Regions from separate parts of the Homo sapiens genome. Here all the other regions are linked to region 1. Evidence: chromatin loops called from intact Hi-C (ENCODE). Cell type or tissue: Calu3. All regions are shown on one strand.

Region 1 (5,000 bases):
CCCAGTAGCTACAGGCACGGGCCACCATTCCAGACAGCCTGTATGTAAACTGGCAACCCTGTAGGGAAGGAATGCCTGAGATTCATGCCTATGCCTACTTCCAGAGAGCCTTCTCACTCCTGCTGCCATATTTTAATACACATTTCTAAAGTCAAATTCATGTCACATTCTGGCCCTGGTGCTGTACTTGGTCAACCACTGAAATTAAAAGGGCTAGCAAGATAAAATGTAGGAATACTAAGGCACTATGACTTCTAGTGCTTCTTAAAAACTCTCAAATTCTGTACCTGACTTACAAGGCAAATTTGAGTGCAGACCTGAGGACACATTACAAAGGGTTAAAGGATGAGAATTGGCTCATTTATTTTTATATTCAGAAATGTTGTTTGTTCATAAATACTACAATAATAAATATTAGCAATGTAACAATGTTTTTTCTTTTCTTTTCCTTTCCTTTTTTTTTTTGGAGACAGGGTTTCACTCTGTTGCCCAGACTGGACTGGAGTGCAGTGGTGTGATCATAGCTTACTGTAGCCTTGAACTCTTGGGCTCAAGTGATAATCCCACATCAGCCTCCCAAGTAGCTGGGACTGCAGGTGCGTGCCACCAAGCCTGGCTATTTTTAAAAACAATTATTTGTAGAGACAGGATGCTGCCGTGTTGCCCAGGCTGATCTTGAACTCCTGGGCTCAAGCAATTGGTTCCACCTTAGCCTCCCAAAGTGCTGGGATTATAAGCATGAGCCACTGCGCTGGGCCAGCAGGGTTTTCTAAGTACTTAAAGATCCCAGTTAGGAATAGGACTGAGGGTAGGGTAAGGAGAAAATGCAGAATGGCAATAGATAATCATTAGCAAGGGGATTCTTAACCCCCTAATTCCCCTATAACAAATGGGCCACAGTCCCACCATGAGCCAGGAAGATGACATTTATGTTTCTGCTCATAGGACATGTTTGAATATTTACTCAAAACACACTTAGGTTCTAGGACCACTATGGTAAACTGTTGGAATTTTTTAGAAGTCCTCTGTCTTAGAACATTTTGCTGGCTTCCCTTTTTACATTAAGTGATGTCTGTCATTCAGATAAGTTTGTCTGTATTCCCATAAGTCTTGACGTCACAGAAGTGAATCAGCAGGAAACCATCATCTTTAACACATTTCCTATTCACTGACAATCATCCTGGATATGGAGCCCAGTGTACAACGACAAAAGCTTTCTCTCCCTTCTTAGGACAAAACATTTTATGGGAAGAAGAGAATCTTGGCAGAATCCCACTGTTCAAAATGAAGATAACAATGTACAGATTTGGTCCATTGCAGGAAAAGAAGCATTTCACCCAGAGGCCTGATGCTTTAACCCACAGTCAGACTTGCCAGTTGAGGAGAATCACATTTAGTGAGCCTTCCTCTGCAGGGGGATTCAAATCCTGGCTCCCCACTTAATAGCTCTGTGATCTTCTATAAGTTATTTAACCCTTCTGTTTTTTCATCTCTAAAATAAAAACAGTAATAGAAGCTACCTTGCAGCTTTGGAAGGAATTAATGATCTAGTCCATGTACGGTGCTTTAAGCACAGTGCCTGGCCTGTATAAACACTCCATGAATGTCACTACTGTTATTACGATTGGTCATTTGACTCCCACCGATGTGCCCTCTCACTGGCCCCTTTGTAGAAAAACACACTCTGCCCTTGGGTCAGGTCCCTTTAGATAATTTAACTGCATTCATTCTCAGGGTGACCAGGAGGGTTGGCAAGGGTAGCTGTCATATAACTGGGTTCATGGTATGTAAATATGTCTATAATTAGACTGCAGTGTTCTTAAGAAAGGAGTTCTCAAGTCATAGTTTGTGTATATCTTTTTAAAAAATCTGATTTGCACACATATTTAAATATTTAAGACCATATAGACTATTGAAAGAAACAGTATTTTTTAAAGAAAAGCTTATTTGTTCATGAGGCGGTTTATTAGTAAGTATTTAGGAAATAGATTTAGTATGAAAGTAGTCTTCATCTCCTTGTCCCTTAATTAAATATTTACACTTTTCCAAACTAGTTAAATGAGACAAAATTAGATTTTAAGACAAAAACAACTCATTGCCTTTAATATCACTATTTAAAATGCTAATTACATTGCAGATAAAAAGAATTAAAACTTTTGTAACTTAAAAATAAATGTAATTCCAGAGTCAATATCATATAAATAGGTGCCCATCTGGCCAACCTCAGGATTGCCAAATTTCTTCTCCCTCAATTGTTTCCTTGTTAACAAGAGTTTAAACAGCTCCCTCTTGTGGTCTAAAAAGCCATTGGCAATCCAGAGTTAGGTCAGCTTCTTATCTGTCGTTTTATTCGCTGCACATTTATTTACTACATTATATATTGTGTATTTGCTACAGTAGTGGAGGAGAAGAACAGTAACAGAGGACAGGGATGAATGTTGTTGCCTATGGGGTTAATATGGACACAGTCAGCTCTAATGTTTCATTCAAAGTGTCACTCTGGGATGGTGTTTATGCTGCTTGTAATTCAGGGACGGTATTTCTTAAAATGAAAGAATGAGCTTTGGTCAGAGCAGCTTATTAAGTGAATGTTTGCCTGCCTTGATTGGTTGAGCTGCAAGATGCTCAGAAATCCTGATACCCAATCTACCTATTTTCAGCTGAAAAGCTTCAGATCCGAAAAGGTGTAAATGAAAAGTCCCCTTCATTGACATCTCATTTACATGTTCAGGTAAACTTTGTCATAGTTCCTGAGACTCTGCTTTAATTTGCTCATTTTCTGAGCAGCCATTACATACATGACACTGTGCTAGATGCTGCAGATACAACAGCAAACAAAAAGACCCGGCCCCACAGTGTCCACAGTCTAGCGGGAAGACAAGCATTAGACAGTTACTCTAACAGTTGTGTTGGTAAATGCAATAAATGTTGGTGTTAGGTGTGGCAATCACTGCCAGTGAAAATAACAGGAAGATTTAATGTAGACAAGAACATTGGAGGTGGTCTCTCTGAGAAATGACAGAGCAGGAATTTGCCAGGTCAAGGGAGAGTGGGAAACTAAGTAGAAAAAAAATCACATATACCAACGTTGAGGACAGGGAAAAGCTTGACTCTTGGGAGGAACTGGAAGAACAAAATGGAGCTGCAGAGGTGCCCAGAGAGGGCGGGGGACGGTGTCAGGCACAAGCCAGTTCACACAGGGCTTCACAGACCACGTGCAGGCCGAGGGAACTATCCTAAATGCACTGGGAACTCATGACATGTTTCAAGTATGTGAATAACCTGGTATACTCTGCTTTTTTGTAACTGTCCCGCCAGCTGCATGTGTAGACAGGAGGAGAGGGAAACAGGAATGGAAGTGAGGACATGGATCAAAAGACAAAGCAGCCTTCAAGCAGGAAGTACTGCCAGTGGAAGGAGTGAGACTTTAGATAGATTTGAAGATGACATTGACAGGATTTGGTCATGAGATAAAAGAAGGGGTGAGGGAAAAGGAGGTTTAAAGATGAATTCCAACACAGCAAAGACCATGAACTATCTTTGACGACAGACAAAAGAATATGGATCAATCTCACAACTGATGTTTAATTAAGAAGCCAGGCAAGACCAGGAGTGGTGGCTCACATCTGTAATCCAAGCACTTTGGGAGGCAAGGCAGGCAGATCACTTGAGCTCAGGAGTTCAAGACCAGCCTGGGAAACATGGCAAAACCCCATCTCTACAAAAAACACAGAAGATGAGTCGGGCATGGTGGTGCACACCTGTAATCCCAGCTACTCAGGAGGCTGAGGCGGGAGGATCGCTTGAGCCCAGGAGGCTGATGCTGCCAGTTAGCAGCAAGTGCACTGCTGCACTACGGCCTGGGTGACAGAGTGAGACCTTGTCTCAAAAAAAAAAAAAAAAAATCATAGAGGAATGCATCCTGTAGTTTCCACTGCCTCCCTTCTGAGAAGCTGCCAGGTACCCAGTCAGGGGTCTCTTTTGTACCAGTCTGCCTTCCAAAATCACAGCAAGGAGAACAAACATGAAAAAATCAGGGCCTAAGGTTTGAGTAGTAAGAGACAACCAACCAATGAAGAAATTTATGGTTAGTACCTTGGTTGTTCAAGGAACTGCTTAAACTCTGAGCAGGAGAGAAAGGGAATGTCCATTTCTAAACATTCTATTCAAAGTAACATAACCTGAGCATTCTGGCCAACAGATTAAGGGAAGTAAAAAATCAGAATTCATATATTTTTTTCCATAGAGATGCTTAGTGTGAATATATGTGGAAAAAACCTATGCCACACAAAACCATAAAAAATATTATTTTGAATTTCCTGCTTATTTCATGCCCATTGTATCACAAAGTTTTCAGTCACTGGTATGAAATAAAAATAGATTTTTGTGGCCCCAAAGCAGAAAGCATGTTCTGGTTAGGAAAAGAAACACCAGCCTCTAAAATTGTCTGAGAGTTAGAATGAGATTGAATAAGGAGCCCACGCCTTCCAGCCGAGAAAAACCACATTTGAATGTGGGAGATCATCTGAGGACATTATTGGAGAATTTCCCATAGAAGCATCTGACACTAAGCAGAGAAGAAAACATAATTTCCATATGAAACAGGAAACAAAATATGAGGAAGAGAACCAAGAGTTAAGAGTGCACTTAGGTGGCTTAATTTGGTAATTCATTTCAAAGATAGACGAAAGGAAAGTGTTTAAACAGAATTGCTTTATTTGTTCTGACAGCTCCCAGCCTGAATCAGAAATCTTTACCATCTCAATCCCATAAAGGGGAAAAAATTCTCTTCTTTAGGGCAAGAAACAAATGTTTTCCCATTTGCTTTAGATGGGGTATTGAGTTGACCATTTCAGATTTTGGTACGTTTGTCTCGTTCTTCATAATTAGTCTTCAGAAAGAAAAGAAAAACAAGACTGAATCCTCAAAGAGAAGATAGAAAGATTCCACAAGTCCAAGAGGGACAAATAAAATCATGACCCCATTTTACTTATAGCATT
Region 2 (5,000 bases), 130 kb before region 1:
GATAACTGAGGCTCTCTGGCCAACAGCCCCAGCTGGGTTCTCAGCCAACAGCCAGCACTGACAGCCAGTCAGGTGAATCAGCTATTTGGGATGTTTCTGTGCAATCAAGCCTCCAGATGACTGCAGCCTCCCAGCGCCCCAGCCAACACCATTTGGAGCTGAAGGATCACCCAGCTAAGCCTAGAGCCTAGTCAATGCTTGGAAATGTGAGAAACAATAAATGATGCTACTACTTTTTTTTTTGAGATGGAGTCTCGCTCTGTCGCCCAGGCTGGAGTTCAGTGGCACAATCTCGGCTCACCACAACCTCCGCCTCCCAGGTTCAAGCAATTCTCCTGCCCCAGCCTCCCGAGTAGCTGGGACTACAGGCGCATGCCACCATGCTAGGCTAATTTTTGTATTTTTAGTAGAGGTGGGTTTTCACTATGTTGGCCAGGCTGGTCTCAAACTCCTGACCTTGTGATCCTCCCACCTTGGCCTCCCAAACTGCTGGGATTACAGGCGTGAGCCACTGTGCCCGGCAAATGACGCTACTATTTTAAGTTGCTATTTCTGGGGTTGTTTGCTAAGCACCACTAGGTCACTAAACATTCACTTTTCATCCTTACCTCTCTGATGAAGCAGTTCCTTTCAAGAACAGTAATCCTGGTCTCAAAATTTAGTAATCTTTTTTGTTTGTTTTTCTTTCTTGACAGCTCCAAGGCATATGATACTAATGAAATTCTTTTACTTTCTTCATGCTTTCTTCTCCTTTCATTTCCGTAACATCCTCTGGGACTCCATTTCTTCCCCTCATCCCCTAGATTAAATGTTCCCCAAGGTACTGTACTTGGACATTTCTCTGTATGCCCTCTTGCTTGATAGTCTCATCCAATCTCATTGTTTTAAATATCACCTCTATGCAGGTAATGTTCAAATCCTTTAAGAGGCACAATGATTAGAAGCTCAAGGTCTGGAAATGGGCCAGACAGAGTTTTAATCCTGGATCTGCCAATTACTAGCCATGTGACAATGAACGAGTGGCTTAACCTCTCTAAACCTCCATTTTCTCTTCTCTTAAATCTGGATAATAATTGGATCTTGCTCATAGGAATATCACTTCAGCCTGCCACAGAGTAAGTGCTCAGTCAGTGCTTTTCAACATTTTAGTTTTCCATATTACTGCTTCCATTAGAAAAATGATAATGCCAGTATGCATTCTGGGATAAATGGAAGTGGCTGCTCAGGCTAAAGACAATTGGTCTGGGGGCTTTGGGCTCTCCAGCCCCTGCCCAGCCCCCACCCTAATGCATAATCAATATTTGGGCCCATCAGCTCATTACTGGCACACCGAAGGGAAGCTTTACAGGAAATGGTAGCAATTATCCTTATATCTGGCCCTGATCTCTCTCCAGGGCTCCAGGCCCACAATAATAACTCTCTGCTGGACACTATCCCCACCACCTTCACCCCTAAACCAGATGATGATTCTCAAAGTGAGGTCCAGGGTCAGTAGCGTCAGCACCACCTAAGAACTCTTTAGAAATGCAAATTCAAGCCCCAACCCAGACCAACTGAATCAGCAGCTCTACGGATGCGCCCAGCAATATGCATTTTAACAAACTCTCCATGTAATTCTGATGCAGGCAAAAGTTAGAGAACAAGTGACCTATAGTGATATCAACTCCGAGGACCAAGGATGCTCCTCCGGCTTTGCTTCCTACTTGGGTTAATTGGTTCCACTACCCTCCCAGCTACCTGGGCTCATAAACCTCCCATTCATTCTTGACTTTTCCATCCTGCCTCCCTGCTGTATCTAGTCAGTCACCAATCCTGTCTTTGCCTCTAACAAAGTTAGTCTTATTCACATATTTCTTTCTTTATATCTTTTTTTTTTTTTTTGAGACGGAGTTTCGCTCTTGTTGCCCAGGCTGGAGTGCAATGGCACGATCTTGGCTCACCGCAACCTCCGCCTTCTGGGTTCAGGCAATTCTCCTGCCTCAGCCTCCCAAGTAGTTGGGATTACAGGCACCCACCACCACGCCCGGCTAATTTTGTATTTTTAGTAGAGACCGGTTTCTCCATGTTGGTCAGGCTGGTCTCGAACTCTTGACCTCAGGTGATCCACCCACCTTGGCCTCCCAAAGTGCTGGGATTACAGGCATGAGCCACTGCGCCCGGCCTCACATATTTCTTTCTTGGCTCTGTTCCCACAACCACTCCCGAGGAAGTGCTGGCCAGTTTCTCTCAAACCAATTCATTTAAAAGCCAATTTGCCTGTGACCAATTTCACTTACAGCCAGTTAGGATAAAGTAAATTCATTTAAAAATTAATTTCATGCAGATAAATTGGCCCATTATTTTCTTTATGACTTCTACTACTTCTAAGTTTACTAAGTCTTTACCGCTCCAGATGTTATAAATATACAAATATCTAATTCTATTTGTCCAGTGTTTTACACTTTAATTTTTTTGCACTTGACTCTTGAATTGTCTGGAATGTGTTTTGGCTTCTGAGCATCAAGCGAAGGTCAAATTGCTTGCCTGCTTACCATGCATAGCAGAAAGCTCCTCATTTACAAGTCTAAGTTCTGAGCTCTCGGCCATTACAACTTTATTCCCCTCACAGCCAAGCAGAAAGATCAAAGACCATACCCAGGAAGGCTGAAGTGCTGCGATTGTTGTTTCACAAGGGCGTGATTGTCCCACTTTCCACATTTTGTAGCAGGACAAGCCGCAGACGAAACCCCTCAGACACCGAGTTAAAGAAGGAGGGGCTTTATTCGGCTGGGAGCTTCAGCAAGACTCACGTCTCCAACAACCGAGCTCCCCGAGCGAGCAATTCCTGTCCCTTTTAAGGGCTCACAACTCTAAGGGGGTCTGTGTGAGAGGGTCGTGATTGATTGAGCAAGCAGGGGGTACATGACTGGGGGCTGCATGCACCGGTAATTAGAACGGAACAGAAGAGGACAGGCATTTTCACAGTGCTTTTCTATACAATGTCTGTAATTTATAGATAACATAACCGAATAGGTCAGGGTCAGGGGTTGATATTTAACTACCAGGCCCAGGGTGTGGCCCGGGCTGTCTGCCTGTGGATTTCATTTCCGCCTTTTAGTTTTTACTTTTTCTTTGGAGGCAGAAATTGGGCATAAGACAATATGAGGGGTGGTCTCCTCCCTTAATTTGACTGACTTCCTGGGAAGAAACATACTTTCTTATTAGCATCTTGAAATGAGCTTACTTGCAAGAAAGTAAGGCAGAAGTGTCCCTGGACAAATTAGCTTTTAAAATCCTTAAATGTTCAAAAATTAGTGTAAGGAAACAACAGAACCAATGTGGGCGAGGTCTGGGTATGGTGGGCGGTGTCATCACCTCACCTCTATTTCTTTATCTTTTTAAAGAAATTGGCTGGACACGGTGGCTCACTCCTGTAATCCCTGCACTTTGGGAGGCCGAGGCGGGTGGATCACCTCAGGTCAGGAGTTCGTGACCATCCTGGCCAACAAGTGAAACCCCATCTCTACTAGAAAGACAAAAATTAGCTGGGCGTGGTGGCACACACCTATAATCCCAGCCACTCAGGAGGCTGAGGCAGCAGAATTGCTTGAACCCAGGAGGTGGAGGTTGCAGTGAGCCAAGATCGCACCACCGCACTCCAGCCTGGGCAATGAGAGCAAAACCCCATCTAAAAAACAACAACAAAATAATAATGTAAGGAATCTAAACTTTCTAGATATTCCCTTCCTCTGAGGCACTTTCTCTCCCTGCTTTTCAACTGCCATTGTGGCCAGAGGAAAGTCAGGACAGAGAAGGAGGAAATGGGGAAGGAGAAGTGACTGTCAGGTAAGAGATGGTGGGCCCACCCCTTCTGCCCCCAGAGGATGAGGCAGGGACTGGAAAGTATAGGTGAAAAAAGTAATATCTTTTCTCATTCAATGCTAGGCTCATGGCTAAGACTCAAATAACAAAAATCGGATTAACAAGAGAGTGCATACGGATTTATTTAATATAGGTATTATGTGACACGGGAACTTTCAGAAAATGAAGACCCAAAGGAACAGGAGATCTGTGGATTTTCATGGACAGTCATCTGTGGATTTTCAAGGACAGTCATGCAGAAGCATACTTGGAGAACAGGGATTATCTTGAGGTAATGAACTTGGGGGTGGGCATTTACCAAAGCCTGCTTGTTCACATTCCTCTTGGCCTTTGTGCATGACATTCCTTCCCTCTGGGCATAGGGCAGGACACCTGTCACGTGAGGATTTTCAGGGGAGGAGGGCAAGGTCGGACAGTGAACTTCCTAGGTTTTATGACTTGCTTCAGAGAAGAAGGGCAAGAAGAACGTGAGGTAGGCCGGGCGCAGTGGCTCACGCCTGTAATCCCAGCACTTTGGGAGGCCGAGGCGGGCGGATCATTTGAGGCCAGGAGTTCAAGGCCAGCCTGGTCAACATGGTGAAACCATGTCTCTACTAAAAATACAAAAATTAGCCACTTGTGGTGGTGGGCACCTGTAATCCCAGCTACTCAGGAGGCTGAGGCAGGAGAATCCCTTGAGCCTGGGAGGCAGAGGTTGCAATGAGCCACAATTGCACCATTGTACTCCAGCCTGGACAACAGAGCTAGACCCTGTTGAAAGAAAAAAAAAGAAAGAAAAAGAAAGAAAGAGAAAGAAAGAAAGAAAGAAAAAGAAAAAGGTGAAATAGCCTTCCTGCTTCTGCTTTTTCAATTTCCAAGGTGCCATATTTTGAGGCAGTGTTTCCTACACCACTTCAGGAGATAAGGGTTTGACACATTTGGGATGACGGCTCCCTTTCTGGTGTCTATCCAGAAGGGGTGTACAGTATCACAAAAAAGGAGGGGGAAAGCCAAAAACAGAGGGCTCCATGTGGGGAAGTCTCCTGTATGGGCTGGCTCCAGGCCACATGGGCAACTGTAGAACTACAACAGGTTTGTTGCCTGATGTACCCAGTAAGTCAATATTCTGAGACTCCAGGTTGCAGCAGAGAAAGAGGTGT
Region 3 (5,000 bases), 200 kb before region 1:
AATTTATAAAGCAAAGAAGTCTAATTGATTCACAGTTCCACATGGCTGGGGAGGCCTCAGAATCATGGTGGAAGGCAAAGGAGAAGCAAAGGCATGTCTTACACGGCAGCAGGCAAGAAAAGAGCTTGTGCAGGAGAACTCCCATTTATAAAACCGTTAGATCTCGTGAGACTTACTACCACAAGAACAATATGGTGGAAACCACCCCCATGATTCAATTATCTCCACTTGGCCCCACCCTTGACACATGGGGTTTATTACAATTCAAGGTGAGATTTGGGTGGGAACACAGCCAAACCATATCACCATAGTTTATATTCAGAGATCACCCTAATTATCTAAAATTCAGTATAGTTGATGCTTGAACAACATGGGTTAGGGGCACCCACCCCCCCGCAATGCAGTGGGAAATCTGTGTATAATTTTTGACTCCCCAGAACTTAACTACTAATAGCCGGTTGTTGACCAGAAGCCTTTCTGATGACATGAACAGCTCATTAACACATATTTTGTATGCTATGTGTATTATATACCATTTTCCTACAATAAAGTAAGCTAGAGAAAAGACTGTTATTAAGAAAATCTTAAGAAGGAGAAAATATATTTGCCGTTCACTAAGGGGAAGTGGATCATCGTAAATGTCTTCAGCCTCGCCATCTTCAAGTTGAGTAGACTGAGGAGGAGGGGGAGGGGCTGGTCTTGCTGTCTCATAGGTGGTGGATGTGGAAGAGGGGGAAGGAGAGGCAGGCACACTCAGTGTAACTTCTGTTAAAAAAGAAAAAACCTGCATGTAAGTGGACTGAGTGGTTCAGACCCATGCTGTTCAAGAGACTCTATGCTGATCCTGAAAGGTGTTAGGTGGGATAGAATGAGCCAGTGAGAATTTTGTTCTCATTTTTTTTAATCGCAAAAGAAAATATTTTTAATTTTTGTTTAAAAAAGACGTGGATATTTTGAATTCATTATGATATATGGGAAAGGAAGTGGCAGAAACATATTCATAACTGAAATGGCTTGAGTTGACTACCAGTTTTGAAAAGTTAGTATTCATGTCTTAATGAGTATTTTAGTGCCACTTTCCAATTCATATGAAATGGGGCTTCCCTCTCCATGCTTCATGAGTATAACCCTGTGAAGAATGTGTTTTCATCCAGAAGGTAGCTTATGTGCCTGTGGCATCATTCCCACGCAAATTAAAATAGGGGTAACTCTCAGTAGGTGTTGCAACAAAATCCAGTTGTATCACTCTACAAATTATTCATCAGAGTAGTTGGGGCAATACCCAAATTGACTCTGCCAAGAAAAAACAATAATATTCATTTAGTACAAAACACCCCTTACACAAGAGGTCCTTTTCCTTCTAGCTCCAGAAATACATGGGCAACAGTCTTATTGATTATAGGTGGAAAAAGAAGAAATAGGACTGAACAAAGCATTTTATTAAACATTTTTAGATAAAATCCAATGGCTGGGAGGTAGGGAAGGGGTCAAAATAAAGAACATTTGATATTTGCTAAATATTTCTCTTTTGTTCTATTTATAGAAAATAAAGTAGTCTATCAAAGTTTTCCCAAAGATTATGAGGTTTAACAACTTGTCCATTGTAGCTTTTGTTAAGCCCTGGTTTTGAAAGCTGTGGTCTTTGTTCTTGTATTTTGAAGGACTGCATTTTAAGCTGCTGGATTATAGTACTTAGGGTTTACTCTTTGCTGGCTCAAATCCCTTTCACAATGTTAGATTGTTATTTTACTCTTTGCTGGCTCAAATGTCTTTCACAATGTTAGATTGTTATCAACTAAACTTTTTTTTTTTTTTTTTTTTGAGACAGCGTCTTGCTCTGTCGCCCAGGCTGGAGTGCAGTGATGCCATCTCGGCTCACTGTAACCTCCGCCTCCTGGGTTCAAGTGATTCTCCTGCCCCAGCCTCCTGAGTAGCTGGGACTACAGGAGCACACCACCACGCCCGGCTAATTTTTGTATTTTTAGTAGAGATGGGGTTTCACCATATTGGCCAGGCTGGTCTCGAACTCCTGACCTCGTGATCCGCCTGCGTCAGCCTCCCAAAGTGCTAGGATTACAGGCGTGAGCCACCATGTCCAGCTCAACTAAACTTTTCATGGTGCTGTCTGTAAGATCCTAATCCAACAAGCTGAAAAGGTACATTTGCAGAATATTTTGCCAGCGTCCAGAGTCACGTGATATCTTATGTTCTTCAGGCAACACATTGTAATTTGTTCTTAAATAATTGCCGTTGGATTCCATATAAGCATGGCTTCATACAGCAAGTGTGTAAACGTGATTATGGGTGCCTAGCAATAAGGAAATCCTACTGAACTATATGTGCAAGTTTTTGCTATCCAGGAGCTGTCCTTGTAATCGAGAAGGAATTTACTCAAAACAGAAAAGTGCAAGATCATACACCAGGGAGCAGTGTCAAGTTTGGTAGGTGCACATGCGATGGGGTGATGAGAAGGACTAGAAGTTTCTACCCTGTGAGCCATGGGACTCACAGAAAGGGAAAGGCAGAAGAGGGCCTGGATGCTGGATGGGCAGTCAACAAACATCATCTCTAGGTGGCACCCAAGCTGTTCGGTGCCCCTCCTTCCTACCCAACTCCAAGCCCATAGCACCTAGAGAACATATTGAAGTTATCTGTATGTCTTTCCACTACTAGACTGTGAGTGGACATGGTCTGTGGTTTATTGAGCTTTGTGGCACTTCCCATCCCCTAAATCCTGGCAGTGTGCCCGGCACATAATAAATACCTTTTGAAAAATCTGAAGTGAAAGAGTAAATTGAAAGTAAATTCTTACTAAAACTATTAATTCATTAGTGTTAATTCAGTGCTTACTTTGAATCAGTTTTCACAGAATTTTAGAGCAAAACGCTGTGATACAAACAACCTGTAAATGATGCGTTATGTCTTCTGTACCTTAGTGACTTTTCCAGATGGGAGAGGATGGGAATAAAAATGAGGAAGAGGGAAAACATTTTGCTAACTGAAATCCCTGCATAAAACGAAAGTCTCTGCTTCTGTATCTCGTAAGGTCTCTAACGGAACTAGATTCCATTTCAGAACAGTTGGCTGTGTTTCTAGCCCAAAGCACCTACTGACATTATTAAAATATAATAGCACAGCAGTATCCCCTTCTCTTTACTCTGCTAGCACAATGTGTTTGAACGTAGAAAGCCAAATGTGGAGAGCCTCTGTTTGAAAACAGCTCTTGAGATACACACTTTAAAATTCAGTTTGATTTTCCATTTGTGGCATTTTCTTTAACTGGGGGGAAAAGTTATATTTACCACCCATATTTATTAGAACCCATCTCCCAACCTGCCTTGTCTCTGATTCTCCCCTGTGGTATTTAGCCAGGCATCTGCTATGGCTCGGGCACCAGGGAGTCAATAATGAGTGACCCAGCCCCTGCCCTCAACATGCTCACCACAGAATACACCTAAGGGGGCAGCTCATGCATTCTCAGACTTGAGCCCCTGCAAAGGACCCAGTGCTGAAAGTCATTTATAATTATTTATAATTTATAATAACGTTTTAAGCAAAACTCAAGATCTGGCTTTTAGAAGACATAAAAATAGATTGGAGAAGCATCATTTCAATAAAGGATGCTTTATACATTGTGCTAATAATTCTTGTTTATCAAGGCAGCAGTACATAGGTGTTTGGTATACATTTGATTGTGAATCCTTATAATTGTCTTGTACTTGCCCAAGACACACAGCCAGCGAAGGTGGTTATGTCCAGAATCCTGGCCTGGTCTCTCTCAAACCTGAGGCCATGCTCTTCACAGCTATTCTGTATCGAATAGGTCAGCTTTCCAACCACAAAGGAAACCACAAGTTTAGCCAAGTAAAGAAAGACATTTGCAAAGTCATGGCAGGGTGTCTATCATGCCATTGCAGTCTGTGCTATCTCCCTTCGCCACAGGGTTTCAGCTGGTGGCGTAATGTGTTGGCTTCCTAGGGCAGGAAAGCACTCCAGTTTAGTGGGGTTTATGGAAATCTATGGCAAAACAAAACTCTTTTCTTTCCTACTGAAAAAAAATATGATCTGAAGCTAATTTATCATCACCAGGTACCCCTTCAGTGTTGTTGTAGGCAGAATTGAAATAATAACTTCTGCCTTTGAAGAAGGCATGGCTATAGAATTAGAATGAAATGGAGGATAGAGGACTAGGTGAAGGTTAGATCTTTGGACATAGAAGTGCCGCCAACCGTAATGTCTGGTGATGTTCCCCAGCCTGTGGGAGGCAGATGAGATTGAAACCAGGGTGTACATGAGTGACCTGGAGCCCGTAAGTAACAGTAACACAGAGCAGAGAGCGCTAGATGAGGTGGAGCTCAGAGGAGCATGGGAAGTTGAATGAGACAGTAAGGAGCATTCTGGAAGCTATAATGGGTAGTTAGGAGAATGCCAGAGTGATTCTGATGCAGTCCTTCCAAATGCCGGCAGAGCCCAAGCTGTGACCAGTGACGCAGACTGGAAGTCCCGTTTACTGGGAGAGAAGAGGTTAAGGAACACCCAGGTGAACAATTAGGTCCTCCACAATGAAGACAGGTAATGTGGAGGAAAGAGAGCTTGTCATGGTAAGTGAAAGCAGCCTGAATCCATTTTTGCGCTCTATGAAGCAATATATAAATTTAATATAAGAAATATTTGTTCCTATAAAATCTATATGTTTTGATAGCAAAAAACAAAATTATGATTTCTGTGAAAAATATAATTCACATCCGGAACATCTTATGGTTGTGTTTTGTTTAAAAAGTATGTAGGTTTGGCCGGGTGCGGTGGCTCACGCCTGTAATCCCAGCACTTTGAGAGGCCGAGGTGGGTGGATCACCTGAGGTCAGGAGTTCGAGACCAGCCTGGCCAACACGGTGAAACCTCATCTCTACTAAAAATACAAAAATTAGCCAGACATGTTGGTGGGTGCCTGTAATCCCAGCTACTTGGTAGGCTGAGGCAGGAGAATCACTTAAACCTAG

The links. Hi-C counts contacts between places; a loop is a spot of excess contacts. Peaks named below come from ENCODE experiments on the same cell type or tissue, not always from the same donor. Only the 100,000 strongest peaks of a DNase experiment are listed, where the experiment ranks them.
Region 2: it touches region 1 in a loop (2.8-fold over the local background); 3 of 110 quality-filtered maps call a loop at or near these places.
Region 3: it touches region 1 in a loop (7-fold over the local background); 4 of 110 quality-filtered maps call a loop at or near these places.

The regions. Positions count from the first base shown.
Region 1 is chr4:169,807,812-169,812,811 of GRCh38, reverse strand. No RefSeq gene overlaps it. Among named protein-coding and RNA genes, the nearest start is that of HPF1, 52 kb to the right of the region's middle. In Calu3, a CTCF peak has its summit at 2,283 (motif pointing left); a DNase peak (open chromatin) is centred at 2,271.
Region 2 is chr4:169,941,838-169,946,837 of GRCh38, reverse strand. LINC02275 (long intergenic non-protein coding RNA 2275) reads left to right here. Exons shown (of 5, transcript NR_037878.1): 2 at 3,995-4,132. Among named protein-coding and RNA genes, the nearest start is that of LINC02275, 32 kb to the left of the region's middle. In Calu3, no CTCF peak of the experiment used is centred here; DNase peaks (open chromatin) are centred at 2,177 and 3,047.
Region 3 is chr4:170,006,204-170,011,203 of GRCh38, reverse strand. All of the region lies in intron 1 of MFAP3L (microfibril associated protein 3 like), which reads left to right. Among named protein-coding and RNA genes, the nearest start is that of MFAP3L, 18 kb to the left of the region's middle. In Calu3, no CTCF peak of the experiment used is centred here; a DNase peak (open chromatin) is centred at 2,573.